Linked DNA regions of Mus musculus: region 1 is linked to region 2. The links are chromatin contacts, found by Hi-C or POLR2A ChIA-PET in ENCODE. All regions are on one chromosome and are shown on one strand. The core of a region is the stretch at or near the end of the contact, and the rest is flanking DNA. Distances in the headings are between cores, read along the strand shown. Region 1 has its middle 10 kb from the start of Gm13584. Region 2 holds the start of Dennd1a (DENN/MADD domain containing 1A).

The links. A loop is a pair of places that touch in the nucleus more often than their neighbours do. ChIA-PET counts read pairs that join two places held with the same protein, here RNA polymerase II (POLR2A).
Region 1: a loop to region 2 is called in a map of regulatory T cell, with 2.0 times the contacts of the local background. The contact joins the enhancer-like site here to the promoter of Dennd1a in region 2. A Hi-C loop is called at or near these places in 1 of 37 maps with a recorded cell type or tissue (regulatory T cell). POLR2A ChIA-PET finds 5 or more read pairs at or near these places in 1 of 5 experiments (Patski).

The regions. Positions count from the first base shown.
Region 1 is chr2:38,376,818-38,381,170 of GRCm38, forward strand. No RefSeq gene overlaps it. Among named protein-coding and RNA genes, the nearest start is that of Gm13584, 10 kb to the left of the region's middle. Within about 2 kb of position 2,809, at least 1 of the 3 ENCODE cell types and tissues checked has a DNase peak (open chromatin) inside an H3K27ac peak, as active enhancers do.
Region 2 is chr2:38,285,197-38,289,280 of GRCm38, forward strand. Dennd1a (DENN/MADD domain containing 1A) reads right to left here and starts at 2,188. Exons shown (of 23, transcript NM_001362973.1): 1 at 1,917-2,188. The coding sequence starts at 1,933.

The sequences.
Region 1 (4,353 bases), core at 1,559-4,058, 92 kb after region 2:
TCAGGTCTGTATGGGCCACAGGACACTACCTGTTCATGGCATACTGGGTGGGGGTTAGTGTATTGACGGCAAGGAGGGGTGACCACCATTATCACCTTCCACACAGCATACGGCTAGCTGATCCCCTGCCCTGCCCGAGGATCACCCTCGTCGTCCCCCTCCCCCACCTCCCTTCCATGTTTAGCACTTCAAGTTTCCTTTGAAAGATGAGAAATCAAGGTTTACAGGGTAGAGTTTAAGGACCCTTGGGCAGAGGTCACCGAGCAGATCCCTGCTCAGCCTCCAGGTCTCAGCCTGAATTCTTTCCTCTCCCAGAAGGGCCCTGGGCACCCTCTGCCCAGTCTGGAGAAGGGGTGGGGACAGGTTTCAGGGCTGGGCTCTGCAGAGAGAAGTACACAAAAGGCCCAGTGTCTGCCCTGCCTCCCTCTCCTGGCCCTGCTCTTCTTGGGGAGGTGAGGGAATGTCCATCACCAGGCTGCAGAGAGGTGTGTGACATTCCTGCTCAGCAAGGGACCAGTCTGGGTAGTGGACTCACTTGCCCACACCAGCCTTCAGATGACTCTTCATGGGTGGGATGAGGAAGCACAGCTCCTGCCTGAATTTGGGGCTCCGGCGCCAGCTCTTGGCTGGCGCTCACCCAGACCCAAAGTGCTCCAGCTTGTCCTGTTCTGAGGAGGGATAGATGAGTAATTGAGATCAGGATGATACCAACAGAATGTACTAATAGGAGCATGTTCACCGCTACTGTTTGCTGAGGCCTGACTTTGAGCCCCTGTTGGGCGCTGTATACGGGCTCTGGAAGGCTAGGAGACCCAATATTAGGGTCTCGGACAGCCTGCTTCCCAGCTCTGTGACATTTGGGCAAGTTGCTTAACATTGCTTTGCCTCAGTTTCCTCTGCTTTAAAACAACAAATTATTATATATATATATATATATATATATATATATATATATATATATATATAAATAGTCAAGCCAGGTGTGGTGGCTCATGGCTCTAATCCCAGCACGTAGGAGGCAAAGGCAGGTGGTACTCTGAGGTCAGCCTGGTCTACATTGTGAATTCCAGGCCAAGCCAGGGTTACATAGTAAGACCTTGTCTCAAAATGCGGGTAGGAGTAGAAAGGCTGGAGAGATGGTTCAGCAGTTAAAAGTACAGGCTATTATTTTTCTAGAGTTTAAGGTTCAGTACCCAGTACCCACACACAGATGAATAACCGTCTATAACTCCAGGTCCAGAAGATCCAAAGCCTAATCCTGGGCCCCTGGGCACTGCACACATGTGGTGCACATACAAGCGGGCAAAAACACCCATATATATCAAATTTTAAAAATCTTTAAAATTAAAAAAAAAGAAATTAAGTTTAACAGTAGCTCCTATTTGGGGATCTCCTTGGTGCCTTGTGGCCACCTAGATGGTAGGTCTTGTTATCTTCACTTGATGATGAAGTAACAGACTGATCTATTTGAAACAGTCTCTTAAAAAGGACTGCCCAAGCTGAGCCTTGACTCTAGCCTGATACAAAGTTTGGTCTCAAATGGTTCCTGTTTGTAGCATTGACCGGGCAGTTCCTAACTGGTTGGTACAACTCTCTGAGCCAAGAAAGGGTTTCCCCATGAATCACTTATTTGATTCTGTCCAGATCCTTAAGAAGGGTATTTAACATTACCCACATGTTGCTCTCCCTCCCTTCCTGGCTTGTGCCCCCTAGAGTACAGTATCGGAAATTCATCCACTTCTAGGTACTCTAGGTATAGGGCGCAGAGGGAACTAATGTAGACTTGTGAATGAAGGACACTGGACACCCGAGCCAGGGCAGAGATTTGAGAGAAGCCACCTGAAAAGCAAATGTCTGAGTTGGAGTGGAAGGGGCAGGTGTGACACACACCCCTACACACACACACAATCTATATCTACAGTGACACGTGCTAGTGTGCTAGACACAGTTGGGTGTGATTTAAGGGCTTTGTAGTCATCTCTTTTAATCCTCAGAATGTTTCATGTAATTCTGAAAACTTGTTTAGTACAAGTAACATCAACCTGGTTTTCCAGATAAAGAACTTTGGGTCCGAGCCCACAAGGCTACGCAGCTAGCTGAGCTGGACCGGAACTCTGGTCATCCACACGCCTTCTGCCAAAGCCAGGAGGGAACTGAGAAGTGCCCCTGCAAAACTGCGGGCCTGGCCTGGCTCTCCTTGGCTTCTAGAACCAGGAAAGGAGGCTCCAGGTGTAACTATGACGGCCCCCCACTTTCCTCTTGGCTCACTCGGGGTTCCCACAGCTCTCACCCCCGCTGCCCCAAGCAGGGCTGGGCTTGCAGCAGGATAACTGGGTCGGGCACCTAGGTCCAGGGTGAAATATCAGATGACACCTGCAGGGTGGCCTGGATTTAGATGAACCCCGAGAGCCGCTCTTGCAGCCTGGATGTAGCCCCTACTCCTCGACCGGCCGAACCCAGAGACGGAGGGTGGGGGGCGGAGAGGCGAAGGGGTGTGTGTGCTGTGGCCTGCTGAGTACCCCCTGGGGCTTCCTCAAAGCAAGCCAGGAACCGCCTACCACCGAGCCAGTGCGTTGTTTTTCCATCAACAAGCGGCTTACGTAAACTCCCCGCCGCCTCCCAGGGCTGCCAGCGCGGGGGAGGCGCCCTATCTGATCGGGTCTCAGCCAGTGTAGGGGTATCCTGCGTGCCCAGACACAGGCCACCAGCACTCAGGAGGGAGAGCAAGGTCCCCTTCCCCACACCCACTTGGGGGACCCCACCTTCATCTTGCGATTCCACTGTCCTGTCCTGCAAGGAAAACCTCTTCACCTGCCCGCAATGAAGAGCATGTCCTAGAGAGACGGCCAGATGGCCAGCCACCAGCTCACCTGCTCTGCACTCCTTCTTAGTGGGGCATGGGGGTTGGGGAGCAGATTGGTATCTGATAGTGAAGACCAGAGCAGCAATAAAAAAGAAACCCACAAAGAAAACAAAAAACGTGTTTTGTTTAGAAAACTTTTCAAAATCATAGAAAAGTCATTATAGACCATGAACATGCCCATCCTAAAGTTCCCAGTTTTTAAACTTTTGCCTCTTTCCAACCCCTTCTCCAAGGTATCTTTGAATCAAGGGCATATTATTATTCCCATTTTACAGATGGTGACGTTGAAGTTGAAGTAATTTCTCCAAAAGACCCAGGGGAGCTGGAATTAGACTTACACATCTCAGCTGAAAAACAGTTTACCCTGTGTTTTTCTTAATTTTTAGAACTACATTTGTGTGTGTGTATGTGTGTGTGTGTGTGTGTGTGTGTGTGTGTGAGAGAGAGAGAGAGAGAGAGAGAGAGAGAGAGAGAGACCCCATCTGAGTGCATATGGTGGTCAGAGGACAACTTTCCAGAGTCTGTACCTACCTCCCATCAGGTGGGGGCTAAGATGGCAAGCACCTTTATCTGCTGAGACAACTCAGCCCTCCCCACCTCTGTCCCTCCCCCTCCCCTCAACTTCCCTATCTCCCCACCACCCCCACACACCCGTACACTCACTTTGCATTTTTAAAGTTATATTCCCCTACTTCCCCCATGACTACTATACACATAGTCTATGCAGATACCCAGAGCTTTTCCTATCAGTTTCCTTATCAAGATCTTTCCACAGACACCCTTCACACAGGGCTTTTGTTCAGTGTGCACGACTCTGAGCTTTGCCATAGAGATTTTTCCATATAGGAAATTAAAAACTCCTCTGTTCCTTTAAACCAGTGTATATTATTCCACTGAATAGACAGTTGAATATGCGCCCTTCACTAGCTCCCTGTGGGTGAGGAACCAGGCTGCTTCCAGACTGTTAGCATAAGCAGAACTGTGGCAAATGATCTGCATTAGGACAGCGAACTGTGTATGTATGGGGATATTTGCATGGTGGATTCCTAGAGATGAAAATTGTGGGTTAAAGGGTATGCAGATTTTTAATTTACTCAGATATTGCCAAATCTCTCCTCCGGGAGGGTGCCCCAGTGTTCCCTCCCACTTACAATGAATGGAAATGCTTCTCTCCCACACCCGTGCCAACACAGCGTGTTATCAAACTTTCTGATCTTTGTCAATCTGTTAGATAGAAAATGGTATCTCAGAGCTGTAATCTCTTCTCTCCTGCTACAAGGGAGGTTGACCGTGTTTTCATCTGACTAAGAATCATTTACGTTTCCTTTCCTGGGAACTGTTTGTCTATCTCCTCTGCCTATCTTTTTAATTAGGTTGTCATTCCCCCCCCCCCAATACGTAGGAGCTCTTAAAATAACAGAGATAGCAGCCTTTTGTCAATAACATATGATATGTCTGTAATGTATGTGCCTTTTGACTTTGTTTATATC
Region 2 (4,084 bases), core at 938-3,437:
AGAAACTGCACAATTAACACTTGCTATAGTCACAACTAATTTTCATAACTCCTATTTTCATATTCTCTTTCAATCTCACCACAGGCTAACATATTTCCCAGACCTTTTTCTTTTTTTTCTTTTAACCACTGAGCAGTCTAGTTTGAAGATTAATAAGGCCATTCTTCATACTAATTTCACACTTAATGCAATTTCATGCTTTGGTAAATTCCCTTACTCAAGTGCTCAGATAGTACAGTGATGCATTCCACCAAACACACTTACAAAACAAACTTGTCAACCTGCTACTGTCAAGAGTGAGAACACATAATCTGAACTTGTTCTATTTTAATGTTCACTCGAATACTTGATGCCTCCAGTCCAACAAGTCTCTGAACTTCTCTGGAACAAGAAAGTTAAGACACATCCTAGTGCTTTCTCTGCAACTCTGAGGTGACTTCCAGAAAGTGTTTCTACATGCTGTTGAAAGTCCAAGTTCACAACTCTTACCTGAAGGGGGGAATTTAGCCTGGAACTCCTTTTTTAACCCCAATAGTTCACAAACTAAATCACTTTACCTCCCCAGATTCTCAAACTCTTGTGTTATATTCTAACCTTCTCCCTTTTCTATAAAAATAAAATAAAGGTCTTCTTATGCTTCCACATCCATTTTCATGAGCAAACTTTTCTAATGTCATTCAGCAGGTGTCACAGGATTTCTGCAAAACTTACAAGACACCTTTTGTAAATGAGAACTCTAACCGCTGAAGAGACTGAACAGCTGGGCAAGGGTCACACTGCATGTGCATCACTTGGACATGCGATGCAATGTTTGAATAATTATTAGATTTTTTGCCCTTGAGGCCCTTCCTCTTTCAAACTTCCCTAGTACAATTCTCAAAATGCTGAAATAATCACATTCCACGGACTTTCCTATAAGAGGGTTTATGGTGTCTTATGAATGCTGTTTTCCAGAAAAGCCTATGCTGTCAACTTTGTTTTTCAATGTCCTTAAGCAATTCTATTAGTCATAGAGAAAAAGTGAGCATTTGCTAATGATTAGAGAGAGAGAGAGAAAGAGAGTAAGCATCTGAGTCCTAGGGCTGAGGAAGGGAGTGGCCAGAATTGGTCTTAGCTGGGAGGGGAGATAGAGACCAAGGCAACAACACCCAAATTGGACCACAGAAAAGTTGTAATTCCCAAAGACAACTTCTAATGTTTCGGTGGGTACTTAAGTTACAAGTATCAGCATTTTCACGAGAAAACGAAGCCTCAACCAGGGGCTCCAAGCAAATGAAGAAGGAGTAAGGGAATGTGCCTGACTGGATTGCAAAACCTTTTCAAAATCAGGTGCTCAGTGACAGCTAAAGGTGTCTTCCTTCATAGCCTTTGGCCCTGGCTTGTGTGCAGACTCAGATAAGAGGAAGAGTCAGCAAAGGCAAAGCGCCTTCCTGTGCAGGCAGGCCATCCAGGCCTTAAATGTCCCAGAAGCCCCCTCCCTCTAAGAACCTCACACCACTTCTGGAATGATTACAGGCCTCACGCAGACAGGCTGCAACCTCTCAGGACCTGCCAACTCTCGGGGTCGCCCCCAAACACACCCTTATGAAGACTTGCTTCCGGAGACCTCCCCTCTCCCAGCAGCAGTCTGACAGTTTTCTGGGGCTCTGTACATCCCGCCTAGGGAGCCACCGCGTCAGCAGTTCCCGCCCTCAGGTGAGGAGGGGGCATCTGATCATCCGCGCCCCTCCACCCCACACGCACCCCGTCCCCGAGCCTTCCCGCATCACCATGGCAACCGTCCCCCTCCCCGCTTGACGCCTCCACGCGGGGCGCCCCTCCGGTCTGGGCAACAAGTCCCCCAAGCGCGGCCCACGGCCTGCAGCTCTAGCCCAGCCTCGCCTCCCCCGCGCCCGGCTCCGCCCGGCCGCACTCACTTGATCCTGGAGCCCATGGTCCCGGGGCCTCCTCATGGACCCGCGGGCCCCGCTCGGTGCTGCGCTGCACTGCACTGCCCGCCCGCCCGCGGCCGACAGGCCTCCCTCAGGAGCTCTCCCCGCCCCTTCCTCCCTTCCCTCAGGCAGGGGCCCGCCCGCTCGAGGCTCGCTCCCCGGCCGCCGCAGCTGCTGTCGCCTCCCGGGGTTAAAGTACTCGCTCCAGCCGGGCGAGCGCCATGGTCGCCCGCGCGCGTACCCGGCGCGCGCCGCCCCCTCCGTCTCTCACACCGCCGCCCCCTCCCGCCCGCGCCGCTGACCGCGGGGGCTGCTGGGAAGTGTAGTCCACTCGCGTGAGGGTGGCCCCGGGGGGCGGGAAGCGCGCAGCAGGACAGTGGTCTACCCGAAAGGTCTGTGGCTTCTCTGAGAAGAGACCTAGGGACCTTTGTCCCACTGCTTTTCATCAGAATCCACCCAAAGCGACCTGAAGGAACTTCCATCGTGTCCCCAGAGGCCACTAAAGAAGCCTTCGTCCACTCCTCAAGTGGAGAATTTTTGACAGGCTAAAATTCGGGGAGGGGGGTGTCTGAATTGGAGGAAACAGTTGTCCTCCCCTCTCAGGAACTCACAATGACTCCAGTTTCACTGAGTCAGGCTTCAGGGTTCTGGTTTCCCGAATTTGAAAACTGAAGTTCACAGACCATGGATGTTTAGCTTTAAAGAGTTGGTTTTTTTGTTTGTTTTTTTGGTTTTGTTTTTGGTTTTGTTTTTTTAATACCTCCATAAGTAGGAGCTTGGGAGAAAAGCCGGCCCATCCCAGGAAATGGGGTATCATAGAACTGCATGCCAGGTGCTGAGGGTGAGTTAGTCCAAATGTTTAACCTGTGGAACCAATGACTTTATTGGACTTTCTTAGAAAGCATGAGTGGGGGTTGCTTACAGGAGTGTGGGTGACTCCAAAGCAGCTGCACTGGAAAGTGCACACCATCATCGTCGTCGTTGTCCGTGTTCCCGCCCCCCTCCCCCCAAGACTCTTTAATCCCAGCATTTGAGTAGGGGAGGCTAGTGGATCTCTGTGAATTTGAGGCCAGCCTGGTCTACAGAACTAGTTCCAAGAGAGCCAGGGCTACACAGTGAAACCCTGTCTTGAAAAACAAAAACAAAAACCTACCCTTCTATGACCGAAAGCTTCCTGTAGACATATATACAGTTTTCTTTAGTTAACCTCCTATAAACTACTACAATCTGTGTACTACAGCACCTCCCTGGGCCCAGAGGAATGTGCAATTAGAGTAGATTGCATACAAATGGCTGGGAGAACCGGGTGGAGTCCCCTCTGAGAAACTGTTAACAGCCAACAGGCCTGCTCCTGATGACCTTCTGCAAGCAGGCACAGCTGATGTGAAGATGGTGGCTATTTTGCTGTGAGGACCAGATTCTATAACCAATCACCTAGGTGAGAAAATTCTGGAAATATCTGAGGGAGTTTCCAGATTAGTTTAATTCAGGAGGGTGGCCTCTTCCATGGGCTGGCTTAAATGAACGGGGAAGGCAGCATTCATCTCTCTCTGTGCTTTCTGACTGGATTCAGTCATTGTGACTAGCAGCCTCACTTTTCTGCTGCCATGTCTTCTCCTTCTACCATGTTAAACTGTACTGTACCCTCAAACTGTGAGCCAAATTAAACCCTACATTGTTTTTTATTTTGGGATGTTTTTGTGTTTGTTTGGGGGTTTTTGGTTTTGTTTGGTTGGGTTGGGTTGGGTTGAGTTGGGGGGTTTTTTGTTTTTGTTTTTGTTTTGTTTGTTTTGTTTTGTTTTTGCGACACTATCCAGTTACCCAGCCTAGGTTGGCTCAGACAAACACAGAGACATGCCTGCCTCTATTTCTTGAGTGCTGCTGGCCTGAAAGGCATGCACCACCACACCTGCCCTTGGCTTGCTTCACTTACTTTAATCAGATATTTCATCACAAGGAAAGCAGGACTAATAGAGGTACTGAAGGGTGGCTCAGCAAGGGCCCCTCCTTCCTTTATTGGTCATTATGAGGACTCCAGTACTCTGATCACAACAGTCCCTGGCAGAAATTAACAAAAAAAGAAAATATTTGAGAGCCAGGAATATCAACCTGCTACCTGTCCCTGCCAGGCCCCAGAGAGACTCACTTTCATG